2 separate regions of the Mus musculus genome follow, and region 1 is linked to region 2. Evidence: chromatin contacts called from ENCODE Hi-C or POLR2A ChIA-PET data. All regions are on one chromosome and are shown on one strand. The core of a region is the stretch at or near the end of the contact, and the rest is flanking DNA. Distances in the headings are between cores, read along the strand shown.

Evidence for each region. Hi-C counts contacts between places; a loop is a spot of excess contacts on that map. ChIA-PET counts read pairs that join two places held with the same protein, here RNA polymerase II (POLR2A).
Region 1: a loop to region 2 is called in a map of T-helper 1 cell, with 3 times the contacts of the local background. The contact joins two enhancer-like sites. A Hi-C loop is called at or near these places in 1 of 37 maps with a recorded cell type or tissue (T-helper 1 cell). POLR2A ChIA-PET finds 5 or more read pairs at or near these places in 1 of 5 experiments (Patski).

Annotation. Positions count from the first base shown.
Region 1 is chr10:93,254,007-93,261,025 of GRCm38, forward strand. Elk3 (ELK3, member of ETS oncogene family) reads right to left here. Exons shown (of 5, transcript NM_013508.2): 4 at 683-805. Among named protein-coding and RNA genes, the nearest start is that of Gm32551, 27 kb to the right of the region's middle. Within about 2 kb of position 1,443, at least 2 of the 3 ENCODE cell types and tissues checked have a DNase peak (open chromatin) inside an H3K27ac peak, as active enhancers do.
Region 2 is chr10:93,044,809-93,052,427 of GRCm38, forward strand. It overlaps Cfap54 (cilia and flagella associated protein 54), which reads right to left. Exons shown (of 68, transcript NM_001347060.2): 6 at 3,126-3,269; 7 at 446-559; 8 at 219-320. Among named protein-coding and RNA genes, the nearest start is that of Gm40739, 26 kb to the right of the region's middle. Within about 2 kb of position 6,289, at least 1 of the 3 ENCODE cell types and tissues checked has a DNase peak (open chromatin) inside an H3K27ac peak, as active enhancers do.

The DNA.
Region 1 (7,019 bases), core at 193-2,692, 200 kb after region 2:
CCTAACTCAGGGAGGGCTTCATTATTCTTTTTTCGAGACAGGGTTTCTCTGTGTAGCCCTGGTGTCCTGGAACTCACTTTGTAGACCAGGCTGGCCTCAAACTCGGAAATCCACCTGCCTCTGCCTCCCAAGTGCTGGGATTAAAGGTGTACACCACCACTGCCCGGCTCAGCTTCATCATTCTTTAACCATATGTTGCACAGTATTTTGTTACATAATTCAAGCCTGATTATAATCTGTAGAATGATGCGGGTAACGTTTCTACTCCAGTTTGGGAAAACTGTTCACTGTTTCTATTTTTTTCAGTGTTTTTTCATGTGAATCTATTGACTAGTTGGGTTCCTGTTTTAAAGTCTCTTATAGAGCTTTTATAAAAATCATGTTTTAATTTTAAATCATTTCCTGCAGTCAATTTCCAGTTTTCCTAGTCACGTGGAAGTATCCAGAACCCTTAAAGAATCCATGTGTGTGTTCCTGATAGAAGAACCTCTTCTCTGCCTCAGAGAAAAGAAATGTCTGTCTCTAAAATGACTTTCAACCCAATCCTTAGGAATTCCCCTTGGAAACTTTTAACTTGGTAGCTCAGTGGCAGAAGGTACCGTCAGAGAGAGCTTTTGTGGAATTTAGAGAAAAGCCATCCGTTAGATGACTCGCGTTTAAAAGCTCATTTGCAGACACTTACCTGGAAAAGTGTGTTCGGCCCTTGCAGCCTGGCAGGACTCAGTGGGGCGACAGGACTAAGGCTGCTCCAGAAGTGTATGCTGGGCAGCAGCGGACTCGAGGCCAGAAACAGTCCACTTGGTGTCTAGAAGACAAGGCAACAGGCAGCTCTTGATTGGGGGTCACCTAACACCAGCCATGACCAAAAAGCAGCGGAGTGGTCAGTGTGTGAGAACCAAGCCTCGCCTTCTCGGGAAAACTGGGCAACTTTAGTTCTCTCCACATGACTAGGAGTAGCTTAATTCTCAGTACTAATTTTATGTGCAGTTCTTAGGCAAGCTACATTCTGGTTGGAAAAGTCAGGTTTGTAGCAACTTGTCAAACAGTTCCTTCTGTCCCTTCCCCCTGCTCCCAGTAGACAAATGTATAGACTGAATAGGATCCCTGGAAGGGGGGCTTCGTTTCTTATCAAACTGTTTAGCCACAGTGGACAGCGATCACACCCAAAGTTTACAACACCCCCCCACCCCCGCCCACGGGCCACATGCTTGTAAAAAGGATCATCTTGGGCATCATGCCCCATTATCAACAGCCCTGTAATAATTGAAATTCTATGAGCATGGCTTGCAGCCGCTTGTTCAGAAGCCCTGAGCTGATCTTGCGGACTTCACTCTGGACGTGGGGCTGGGAGGAATCCATTGCCCTGGCAATGGGAAAGTAGGGCTGTGGAGCCAGAATGCAGCGTTTCTTAGAAGTGACGGACTGGCATTTGCTTGCCCGCACTCGGCAGGAGGCCTGGCCCACAAGCCAGCTAAAGGGCAGGAGAAACAAGCCGTCCCAGCCAGTAAATCTGCACGGCTTTTCTTCTCAGCAGAGGCAAACTCCCTGGCCCAGGGTGTCTGCACCTCTAGTGACCAGAGGAGCCCCTCAATAAGACTCTTTGTGTAAGAACACAGCAAAGGCGCCAGCATTAAAGATTGCATCATGCTGGATGCCGCCGTGTTATTTTTTCCTAGAACTGGCCCCGGCAGCCTCTGTAATTATCAAATGCATTTGAGCTTAAACCTAAATTGAAAGGTTTGCTCTGTTCAGCGGGAGAGAGAGACAAACATCCAGTGGTCTTCCAGCCGAAGTGCTGACTGGTAAACAGATTTAAACCAAGTTCTTTGAGTCTTTGGTTCCATGGCATTTCCTTCTACATATTGAATGGCCTACGAGGTTACTAGGATAAATACGTGTTTTGAGTTAGTGATCCATTTTTTTTTTCCTAGTTGGAGGCAATTTCACAAGTGTGCTAGGCCAGCTGGCCTCATGGTTAAAAATAAATGGGTAAGCATGAGCTCTGACAGGGTTCCCATGTTCAGAACCTCTGCTCATTAGCTAGACAACCTCGGACGAACAGCCCAGCCTCTCTGGTCCTCAATCTTAATCTGTCAACTGGGGGAAAGGAAAATGTATGCTATTGCAGGGTTGCTGCAAGGACATGTAATTCAAATGATACTCTTAATATATTACTATATATTATATTAGTTTTATATAGTAATATACACATTATTTTATATATTATTTACCTTATATATATTACAGCATACAATATAAATAGATATTTACATATTATATAAAAGTATGGATAATGTATATATATAATGTATATATATGACCAATACACAAAGATGTCAAGTCTAAGAGACTCAGGTCATTTTGTAAATCAGTAATAAATATAAAATGTACCAGACATACTCATTAAATAGAATTTATCCATTCATGAGGAATTCTCAACTGGGTGCTAAAAAGTTCTGGGAATCCAACTTGTATGGGTAGGTTAGGCCCTAGTCCGCAGACCCAGGTGCTTTGAGGTACTTTAGAGCCAGGTTCAAACCACAGTGTTATTAACAGTTAATAACCAGGGTCAGTGCTCTCAGGTTCTTCTCAAAGTCGGCAGGCACAGTCTTCTAAACCAGAAAGGGCAGCTACCATTTTCTCATCCAAGGCCACAAACTCACACGTCTGGGAAATATGTAAAGTGCAGGATCTACCGTTTACATCCCCTCTGGATCTGAGGCGCTTGCACATTTGTTTCCAAGGAATACAGGATGCACATAGAATGCAGGGGCCTTCTGTTTCTCATGGTTAATACATTTGAAATGCCTTCTATAATATATGCAAATAAACATTGTGAAATGACTTCATTCACTCCTCCTCCAATTGCAGTTCTCGCCGGAGATCCTGCAACCTTAAAGGAAGGATTGTTTGGGAACTTGGAAGGGGAACTTCCTAAAGAGCTTTGCCTGGGTTATCTCAGGACATTGCAGAGCCTCCAAGGTGTCTCTGCCTGACCTGGAGGGAGGACCGCCTGTAAAGGGCAGGCTTTTCGGGGCTGTTGAGGAGCCTGGGAATGCCTGGCTTAACAAATGGCTACAGTTGTTCCTGATGTCAGTGAAAAGACACGCAAGAAGGGCTTTCCCACTAGGATCTCCTTTCTCTTCCTCCCCATTCAAATCCACTTAATTCTGGGTCGCCTAGAGAGTGTATACCTGTGACCTTTAACGAGAGCAGCTGACTCACATCCAGATGTGTTGCAGCTGTGTGTTGTCTGCACCAACCTTTTCTACTCCTGTCTCTCTCTGCCCGTCAGAAATGCCACCACCTGGAAGCAGACCCCCAGTCTACCCTCAGGCTGATATGATTTCTTTGATTTTTGCTGAATCTTTAGAATACTATGGAACCCTTTCACCCCTTAACATTAAATATATTCTGTCTCATACTGTGCACATCCTTCTGGTTCCTCTTTTCATGGCCGTTGGAGGGTTTGTTCGTTGTTCTTAACCCCCAGTGCTCGATGAGCTGAAGAACTTTTCAACTCCGTGCCCGCCTTCCTCGGGTCTGACTTCTTTTTTTTTCCCCCAACTTTTTATTAGGTATTTTCTTCATTTACATTTCAAATGCTATCCCAAAAGTCCCCTATGCCCTCCCCCACCCACTCCCCTACCCACCCACTCCCCTACACCCACTCCCACTTCTTGGCCTTGGTGTTCCCCGGTACTGGGGCATATAAAGTTTGCAAGACCAAGGGGCCTCTCTTCCCAACGATGGCCAACTAGAGACACGAGCTCTGGGAGTACTGGTTAGTTCATATTGTTGTTCCACCTATAGGGCTGCAGATCCCTTTAGCTCCTTGGGTACTTTCTCTAGCTCCTCCATTGGGGGCCCTGTGTTCCAGCCAATAGCTGACTGTGAGCATCCACTTCTGTGTTTGCTAGGCACTGGCATAGCCTCACAAGAGAGAGCTATATCAGGGTCCTTTCAGCAAAATCTTGCTGGCGTATGCAATAGTGTCTGTGTTTGGTGGCTGATTATGGGATGGATCCCCGGGTGGGGCAGTCTCTGGATGGTCCATCCTTTCGTCTCAGCTCCAAACTTTGTCTCTGTAACTCCTTCCAGGGGTGTTTTGTTCCCAATTCTAAGAAGGGGCGAAGGTCTCAAACCCAGGACAAGTCTCACTCAGTACCTGTGGCTCCTCCCCTGCCCTAAGCCCCTCCCTCCCAGGGCCTGGGCTTCACTTCCCATCTTCCCTAGCCTTCACCCTCCAGTCTGATTCCTGTTCTAACTCAGTCAGTTTGGCAACACTGGTCTCCCGATTGCCTCTCTTGGTCAGCGGCTCCTCTCTCCCTCCCCATCTCTCCTCTCATGGTCATTTTGTCTGCGGGCCAGGTTCGGCCTGGACTCTTCTTTCTGCCTGTTTTCTCTACATTTACAAAATGTAAAAAAAAAAAAAAAAAAAAAAAAAACCTCCATCCATCAGGAGTGACCGTGTTCTCTTCCTTTTATTTCTTTATTTTTCATTCATCTTCTCCTGAAATGACCTGCATGTTCAAAACTGAACTCATTTTTCAAATCCACCTCTTCTAAGACTTCTGTTTCTGTTGACGAGTGCCATCAGCAGTTTATGTCAGTGTGTGTGTGTGTGTGTGTGTATATATATATTACACACACACACACACACACACACACACACACACACACATACATACTTACTTACTGAGACCGAAAATATTTGCAGAAGCAAGAACAAAATAAGACATGATTTCTGGCACACATGGCCCTACCTACTACTCAGCATCCCAGGCACCAAGACAGAAACACTACCTTCCTTGGACTCATTTTCAATCTATCTCTCTACTTCCTTCTGGGCAGCATTTAGATCCAGTCAGCTTACCACCATGACATTCCACAAGTCACCTGGACCAGTCTACCTGCCTCACATCCCCTATCCAGGATACAATTCCATGTAGTCACTCTACAACACTTCATTCAAAAAAATCCGTTCATTTTCGGGGGGGGGGGGGAACGGCCTCCTTAGCCACAATGCTAAATCCCATAGACTTACAACACATCGTCACTTCCCTCTGAGAACCCTCCTGCTTGGCATTATGTGTCCTGGGCTTATCACAGAGAGATTCATAGATTTACAACTCCTTAACCTCCCTCCCTCCCCAGCCACAGTTCCCAGGGTTGTTAACATTCCCTCATGTTGGTGGCCGGATGTAGCATAGCTTCCCTGATTTACCATGGTTCAGATCTATACCCTTTTCTTCCCCTCACCCTTTGTTGTTGTTGTTTTTGTTTTTTGTTGTTTGTTTGTTTTGTTTTGTTTTTTTTTTCTGAGACAGGGTTTCTCTGTGTAGCCCTGGCTGTCCTGGAACTCACTCTGTAGACCAGGCTGGCCTCGAACTCAGAAATCTGCCTGCCTCTGCCTCCCGAGTGCTGGGACTAAAGGTGTGCGCCACCACGCCCGGCTCCTTCCCATCATCCTCCTATTCATCTCTCACTCGCCCCTCAAGTTAGTCACTAAGGCCTGTGGCTGACGGTCTCTAAATTTCTCACAGATCCAACTCCTCTGGATGTGTCAGTTAGAGCCTGGCATCTTCCCTGTCCATTAGCTGGAGTGTTGCAAGGTATCCTAACTGAATACAGTGTCCCCTTCTGTATCTATGCTGTCAGGGTGACTTGTACCACACAGTTCATACTGTCCCACATGCCCTTCCAGTGTTTCCACTGCTGCCTTAATCCCATCCCATCTAACTAAACTCCAACTCTTCCTCTAGACCTGTCCTTATCTCACGCTCTTCCTAGCCCACTGTGTTCCTGCACGGAGATGCCAGAAAGATCTCTGCCACTCCCTCAGCCCCTCACCCAACTGTGACTGCCCCTTCCATAGCCACTCTCAACATTTCACTCCTCTGGACAAGTTCATCCCTTCTTCCTTAACATTCCGTTTGTGCCTCCTAGCTTCCGGGACTCTACCACCCAGGCTTGTGCCCCTAGTGCCAACCCTGGCAGCTTACACGGGAAGGGGGTGGGGAGTGCTCCCGTCAGGTTTCAGGAACTGAGCCAAACGTACTTGTTTGTGCTGCTCAGGTCTCCTCTGTAGGATGTAACTGTCTTGTGTGCATGTGTGCATGTATGTGTGTACTTCAGCAGGGATAGGTCCTAAGGTTGTAAAATAGGTCACTTCTCCCATCTTTTTCATGTCTTGCAAAAATTTATGTGCAGTGTAAGGTTGTAAAATAGATCACTTCTCCCATCCTTTTCATGTCTTGCAAAAATTTATGTTCAGTGATCATTTACTAATTCTTACAAGGCATCCGTGTTCCACTTGGCTTATGCCTCTAGAAGTTGTTAATTTCCTATCAAACCATGTCTCAACTTCTCGGGCAGTTTTCATGACCAGAAATTATATTTGACCCCTATTCTTTATTTCCGGGCAGCAGCTGTAAGCTCATGAGAACCAGAACCACATCTATATACTAATCTTGGTATCCCTGAGGCAGCAAGCAAGTGCCTGGGTGTTCAGTGACTAGCTCCACGTGAACTGATTAGAAAGGAGGCAGAGAAGAGACTGGGTGTGGCCTGCCCAGTGGCAGTGAGAAGATGTCTTTGGTGATGTCTTGAGTGGGTGCTGGAGACACTAGGAAACCATTGGGACTTCAGGAAGAGTGAAGGAGAAGCCCTTACACATATACCTTAAAAGTGGCACAGAGGCCAACGGAGTCCATAAAAATGGCGCCCCAGAGTTCAACATTATTTTCAATAGCTGGGCCAGGGGTAAAGGCACTTGCCACCAAGTCAGAGTTTTATCTGTGGGACTCACATGGTGGAAGGAGAGAACCAACTCCTACAAGTTGTCCTCTGACCTCCATATGTGCACACTAGCCCACATCACATACACAATAAATAAGTTTTATATATATATATATATAGAGAGAGAGAGAGAGAGAGAGAGAGAGAGAAAGAGAGAGAGAGAGAGAGAGGGAGAGAGTGATGGAGGCAGACCAGAAGAGATGGATGACCCATTGAGT
Region 2 (7,619 bases), core at 5,039-7,538:
CAAACCTTTTCCAAGCTCATCCTCAGCAACTCACCCATTAATGTTGCAAAACTGGGATAGTGGGAGGCCCCAAAAAGAGAAGGGGGTGCTGGGAGGCTGTAGCTCAGTTAGGAAGACATTCCATGGCTCTAAAATCAGGGACAGGCTTGAACGGATCCAAAGGAAGAAGCCATACACATTGCAAGAGGGTGGCAAGAAGGGGAGCCTTGGAGACTCACACTTTGAGCTTCCTTTAGGTTGAGTCTTAGCTTCGGTCTTAACACATTTTTGTTTTTTCTTCGAGACTCGAATACTCCTCTTTTGAAGATCATCACAGCCATCTGTCCCCACAAGAAGAATCATATATAAGAAGTGACAACGGGATGCACGACTCGGTCACTAAGATTGAGCGCTCAGTCAATAGCGCTGCGTGGTAGATGTCTTCCATTTCATGAAATGTTCATACCTTTATCGTGGCCTCTCTGTAATATTTTCGGGAGGTTTCCAGAGACGACGAGGAGCTCATTAATTCCAGCTGCCTTAACTCATCAATTTTAGCTAGCGCACGCCGAGCAAATGCCTGTGTTGCAATTAAAACAAATTTAATCCACAATAAGTTGGAGAAGAGTGATTAAAAATGTATAAGAATGGTATGTTTTGATGTCTGAGGCATTTGATTTAATCGGAACTAAACTGCAGGCTGCTGTTGACTTTTTATAACACGGTAGCTTTCCAATCCATCATTTCCTATGAGCACCATTAAGCTCTATAAATCTAAAGTTAATAAACATCCTGACACATTAACTTTATGAATTATAGAATGTTTAGAGGAAAGCCAAAATATAGATTAAGCAGACCTTTGTACTGAGTACGGCTCCTGGAACAATGCACACAAACCTGCTCACACTCGAATGCACATGCACACAATGTATACCATACTGAGATGGTCTTCACGAATTTCAACCTTTCTAGTATAACACGTGATATATTCTCTACAGATGCTCAAACGATGACCACTACAGGGTGAGGTCTCTGAAAGGCCTTGTTCATTTTCAAGTCTCCAGTGTCCACATGCTGGAAATCCTGAAGAACCTGATGGAGAGGCTTGGAGAAGATGGGCTTAGCTCCTGGAACCACCTTACCACCATGATGATTCTCTAGAAATAACAACAAGGGTCTGGATGACCCCTTGAGAGGAGGAGAGTAGCAAAAGATTACATCATTGGTGCCTCCAGGGTGCAACAAATTGCACATTGCACTTCCAAATTTTCATGTCGTTGATTTTGCCAATTTTTTTTAAATACTCCTAGATTTTCACAAAGAAAATTCCAGGCCAGCTACAATATTAGAATTAATAAATGTATAAGTTCTCTGGGAAGCAAGAACCCAACAGGAATCAAAAGGTCAAAACCACCCTGTTCTGCGTCTTCTATCACTTCAGGAACTGTGTAGCAAACTAAGCCTTCCCTAGCACACGCAAGTGAAACAGGCATATGTGGTAAGCAATTTCTAGCATTCTCCTGAGCTGTAGAAATAGCCCAGCAGGGTATGCATTCGCCTGCTCCCTTAGCTAGGGACTGCTAACACCTAACAGATCAGAATTAATCCAGGCAGGATAAAAACAAACGGAAGAAACTATCAGTGACCAAATTATGTACATCAGCTTGGTGACAGAACAGAAGCAGATCCGAGCATGGCTGTAAACGCTGTGTTCTGCACGGTTTTCCCAGCCAATGGGCTAAGGGGACGCTGACACCCAAGCTATAGTCCTCGTACCAAGCTGTGCATCCTGGGGAAGGGTTTTGTCGGCCTAAAGAAAGAGGTATGCTTTTCTAATTTTCACCAAGGCTACATTTGCTGACAAGTGGGAACCATGTTCCATAGGGAGAATATTCGTTTAAAATTATACTGAGATTCCATGCCAGCCAATGGGAGCCCCTGCTGCCTTGTCAAGTATTTGGTCTAAAAGATGTACCCCCAAAATGGGGAAAACAAATATATCAAATCAGTCTGAAGGCAGAGAAGGGTCAAGATAAACATATAATAGGTGCAGTGGAGTCTAAAACTGAGCAGGGAAGAAAGGAGCTTCCATGTGAAAGCAAACGGAGGGAAGGAAGATGCTGGAAGCTGAGTAGAAGAGGGCAGCAAGGGCTAGGGAGATGGGTCCATGGGTATAGTGCTGGCTACACAAGCATGGGTGTTAGCATTCTGTCTAAACTCCACCCCACAGTTTCCTGGCAATAGCCAGGTAGGCCTGACCCACTATGAAGGAGGCTCCTTGCCCCCCCCTTGCCTCTTGCTCTCTTGCTCTCCCCCTCCCCATCCCCTTCCCTCTCTCCACGTGGTCATGGCAGGCCTCTCCCCCCCTCTCTCTCTGCCATTCTTTGCCTCTACTTCCCTCCTAACTCCTCTCCCCATGCCCTGAATAGACTCAATTCTATACTATATCATCTTGTGGCTGGTCCCTCAGGGGGAAGGGATGCCTCGGCATGGGCCAGCTGAGACATCCCCCCACCCCCATACCTCACCACACCCCATAGAACATATCCCTATATCTCTTTATCTTTTTATAAATACATTAGTGGGTACCTGAGTTTGGGTCCCCAAACCCCAGGTAAAGCCAGGCACAGTGGCTCACATCTGTAATCTTAGTGTTGCTATGGCAATATGGGAGGCTGAGACAGACAAGTCTCTGGAACCTTGTCAACCAACTAGCCTGGAGTAAGCAACAGCGGACAAGAGATGCTCTCTGAAACAAAGTGAAAAGCGAGAGCCAAGACCTTGCCAAAGGTTGTCCTCTGACCTCCACATGTAGTCACACACACACACACACACACACACACACACACACACACACACACACACACACCACAAAAGAATAAGGAATAAAAAGAGCAAAGAAAGCCCAAGCTGGCAGTGCAAGAGTCAAGGAGAGAACTCACAGGCAACATAGAGAAAAAAACGCCACAAAACCGACAAAATGGAATAGCCAAGAAGAAAATGTCTTCAGATAAAGCCAGGAGTTTCTTGGCTTTGCTTCTTTCCAGTTCTTTGGCTGGTCTGTTGCCTTGAGACATCTAACAGAGAGAGGGTTTGATAAGCTGTACTTCAAATGCTGAAGCCATCCACCTTAGAGAGCCACATACCTCCCCGTGGATGCCATCCTGACAGTCATAGTGGCACTGGCAGACGGCAGTGTAGAGAGTGGCTCTCCATGTCAGGTACCTGATGGACAGGAGCGGGACAGAGGACTCCATGCACATGCTGGCCCACAGCAGGAACTCCAAGGCCTGGGAAGTAGAAAGCACAACTGAATGGTTTCTCATCTCTTACACCAGCCATAGTGATATTTCTCAGAACCATCAACGTCTACACTTTGAGCTCAGGTTATTGGTTATTCCCATCAATGACCATAAACAAACAAACAAACAAAAGGCCAGCTAGTCCTTAGAATATGCTTGTCTCCAGCTTCTCTGTGCAGGGATTATAGGAATAATTCTATATAGAACCAGTGCCTGGCTTCTTTATAAATGTGGGTTCAGGAAACCAAACTCCGGAGTTCATGATTGTAAAGCAAGCACTTACCAAGAGCCTATCTCCCTGCCCCCTGAATTTTTGTTTTTAATTTAAGTTGAGAGAGCCCCAAATCTCAGAGTAGCTGTTATAGAGCCTTTATTGTTCTAGAATAGTTCCTTAAGAGGCCTATGAGCTGAGCTCATTTTCAGCAATATTCTTCAAGTGTAAGCTCTGGTCTAGGAACAACTCAAAGTTGCTAGCTGGTCTGTGGAAGCGAGCGCTGTGTTGTTTTTGGTTTAGGAGGACCAGGAAAATGGAAAAGGCTGGAACAGTCAGACTGAAATAAATTTAGGCTGCATTCACATCTCAGTGTCTCTCCAGACCTCAATCGTCTCATCTGTACAATGGGTACTTTAATACAGCCCAGCCATGCTGCTCTGGAGCAAGAACCAGTGTGAATGATGGGCTGGGGTAGTGTTCAATACTCTGTTAAGTACTTGTCATAGTCAGGGCTCCTATTGCTAGGATCAGACACCATGACCTAAAGTGAGTTGGGGAAGAAAGGGTTTCTTTGGCTTACCCTTCCACACTGTAGTCCATCACTGAAAGAAGTCAACTCAAGCAGGCCAGGAACCCGGAGGCAGGAGCTGATGCAGAGGTCACGGAGAGGTGCTGCTTACTAGCTTGCTCTCCACAACTTGATCAGCCTGCTTTCTTATAGAACCCTGGACCACTAGCCCAGGGTGGCCCTATCCACAATGTCTGCACCACCCCCGCCCCCGTATCAATCGCTAATTAAGAAAATGCCTTAGAGGCTTGCCTACAGCCCAGTCCTATGGAGACTTTTTCTCAATTGAGATTTCCTCCTCGCCTTCGACTCTAGCCTGTGTCAAGGTGACATAAAACTACTCGGCAGAATGCTCCGGAAATGGCAACAGCAGAGCCCAGCATAGGAAAGCTGACCAGAGTCCTGGATCCTCAAGTCACGACAACTTTGGACAGCAGAGCAAAACGTCTCTGCCCGTGAGAAAATGTGGCTTCAATAACTAAAGAATAATTTCTTCAGTGGATCAATGACCAGCCTTGAAAGGGGACTGCATCCAAAAGGCCCCATGGCTTTGTGGATGGAGCAAACCCATCAGGTTCATGTGGTGTTTAATAGTGAAAACTGAGAAAGACAGAAGTAACAGTCAGGCCCGGCTGCTGGCTGTGGAGGCTCAGAAGAGGAAAGAGCAGAATTTTCCCCTGTCTAGTTAGTTTCTATTCCAGAGGAAAAGAAACTACTGGATGTAGATGAGGATTTAACAGCAGTGTGCAAATCTGCTCTACCATCCACGGGCAGGAACTTAAGCTCCTTCCACTAGACTGGGGAGCCTGTGAGTCATCCTCATATCGTAACCATATTGTAATCATATGGTAACCTCATATCACCTGGCAAGTAGTGGGCACACGGAAAATGCTTGTTGACTAGCAAACAGACCTTCACTAAAGGGGTAGCTCACCAAGCTGGCTATGGAAATACTTCAGGCGATCATTGAAGTGGTAGGGCTCGAGGCTCCCCTAACTTTCTTCCCACGGACACCACCAGCACCAGACATCCCTACCAAGAGTTCCTATCCCGGTAACAAGAAACCATGGCAGCATAGGGCGATTTTTAACACGAGAAAATGACAACTTCATAATCTAAACTAAAATCCACCTAAATAGGCTTCCGGCGCGCAGTCCTAGCTAGGTCTTCTGGGAAAGTGCCAAGCAATGCACAACTCACTTCCAAACACAGGCGTCCAAGGACCTGAAAATACCCAAGCAGCCTGTGCTCCCCGCTAGATCTGTCTCCGAGATAAATTTTCCGGGTCCCTGTAGAACTCTTCCAACTTCATCTCCCTCATCCAGCACGGCTAGTGTTCAGAGGCTTTTCTCTAGGGTGTCTGGGTGGCCACAGTGAGGAGATTCAGGCCCAGTTCTGAAGACAGGCCACTGCCAAGTCAGTGGGGCCGTGGTGGTACCTTCTGCCACTGCGGCCCAGGTTGTTGGTTTACCTTGCCAGCATCAGCAGAACCTCCTATTCCCTCGCACCCACTGCCCCACAACAACCCTGTTTCGGGATCATCGTGGTTCAGAGGCTATGGTGTAAAAGTCTGTGTAAATACCCTCTTCAAATCAACAGGCCTTTGCAAAAATCCCTCAAAGCTTCCGCAGCAAGAAAGAAAAATCGCGTTTCAAACTAAAGTCAGCTTCTCTTCATCGTTACACTGGGGTTTGAGAGAGAGAGAGAGAGAGAGAGAGAGAGAGAGAGAGAGAGAGAGAGAGAGAGAGAGAGAGAGAGAGAGCCCTGAGAGTATATTGCCATTGCCAGAAGGGACCTTAAGTTAAATCTAACCTAATCTGACTCAGAGTCTGAACTGTTTCTGAAAGAGGTGAACTGGGGCTGGAATTCAAGTCTTTGAACTGCTAAGTGCAGCATTCTTTCCACCACTCAGCGAAGCTTTGACAAAGGAGAGGAGTGTGCCAAAACCCACCGGAAAACCTGCTTTCAAGTCTGGAGATGAAAAGCCACTGGGGGGAGAAGCGGGGGGCAAGTAACATTTTTTTCTCTAACCCTAAAGGCAAGAAATAATTATTTTTATTAATAAAGTAGATGTACTAAAACAGGACAATTTTCTTCACAGGAAAATCAAACTTCAAAGAGCTAAAAATCTAGATGGATCTAAAATCATGGACCTCACAAAAGCTTGCTTCAGGTGTCAGCAGGGGGGAAAAAAAACAATAAACTAACTCGGCCACAGGGTGGCAGTGTAGCCTCGTGTATCACAGGTTCATGTCAGGAGCCATTTCAAGGTTGACTTGAGATTTAAGTAATAATACGGGAGTGGCTTAACGGCTGTGTGAGCCAAATACTTCACCAGAAAGCAAAGCATAAGTCCATACTGTTGCTAGTGTCTTCTTTAACGTTTGTTGAGTCCCAGACTGCCCCTTACGATGCCTCAGAAGATCCAAAGCAAAGGTGTCTCTTGATTGTTAGCGGGAGTACTGCTTAGGCATGTACTGGTGAGTGCTTTAGTGGCTTCTGTCTGAAGAAAAGCCCTTCATCAGTCTTGGTCTTTGGGATTTTAGAGAAAAAAAAAAAAAGATCTGTCCCTCCACACGGTTCCTCCATTGGAGTAGGTAAACCAGAATAAGACAGGCAAGCCAGGAGCCGATTTAGTGACTGGATAGGCATTGCTCTTTAGTTGTGTGGTGGTTCTTGTGACTGTGGCCTCAGAACGCTGCAATCTACACCGGTAATTGTGAGCAAGCTCGGTTTTCTTAGCCTCTGCATCCTCAGCTGAAAGTTTAGTGAAAACGGTGTCCTTGTTAAAGTGTTGGTATGAGGATCAAGTGAGAAGATTCATGAAAGTACTTAGCAGAATACATGGGATGTGGGTGAACTATGGTCCATATGGTGGTGGTGGTAGTGATGGTTGTGAGAAGAAGGGGGAGGAGGAGGAGGAAAGAGGAGAAGTGAGGAGGAGGAGGAGTGAGGAGGAGGAGTGAGGAGGAGGAGGAATGAGGAGGAGGAGGAGGAGTGAGGAGGAGGAGTGAGGAGGAGGAGAAGTGAGGAGGAGGAGGAGTGAGGAGGAGGAGGAATGAGGAGGAGGAGGAGTGAGGAGGAGGAGTGAGGAGGAGGAGAAGTGAGGAGGAGGAGGAGTGAGGAGGAGGAGTGAGGAGGAGGAGGAGTGAGGAGGAGGAGGAGTGAGGAGGAGGAGTGAGGAGGAGGAATGAGGAGGAGGAGGAGTGAGGAGGAGTAGGGGGTAGGAGGAGGAGTGAGGAGGAGGAGGAGTGAGGAGGAGGAGTGAGGAGGAGGAGGAGGAGGAGGATATCACTGCCTGGTAGTAGTAGTACTGATGATCTCTACCTCAAAAGACTATAGTGAGGATTGCTATGCATGCCAAACCCTTCCACAATACTCAGAATGTTGCAGGGTTTGCAGCAATAATGAGGGGCAGCCATAATGCCTGGTTTCTACATTACTAGAAGATTAAGTCAGCCAAGAATGACACCGAGAGTACTGGGTAACTAGTACTATTTCTGTCTCATGCAGTTACAGACTTGAACTCAGGGACTGGAAAAATGGTAAAGTGTCA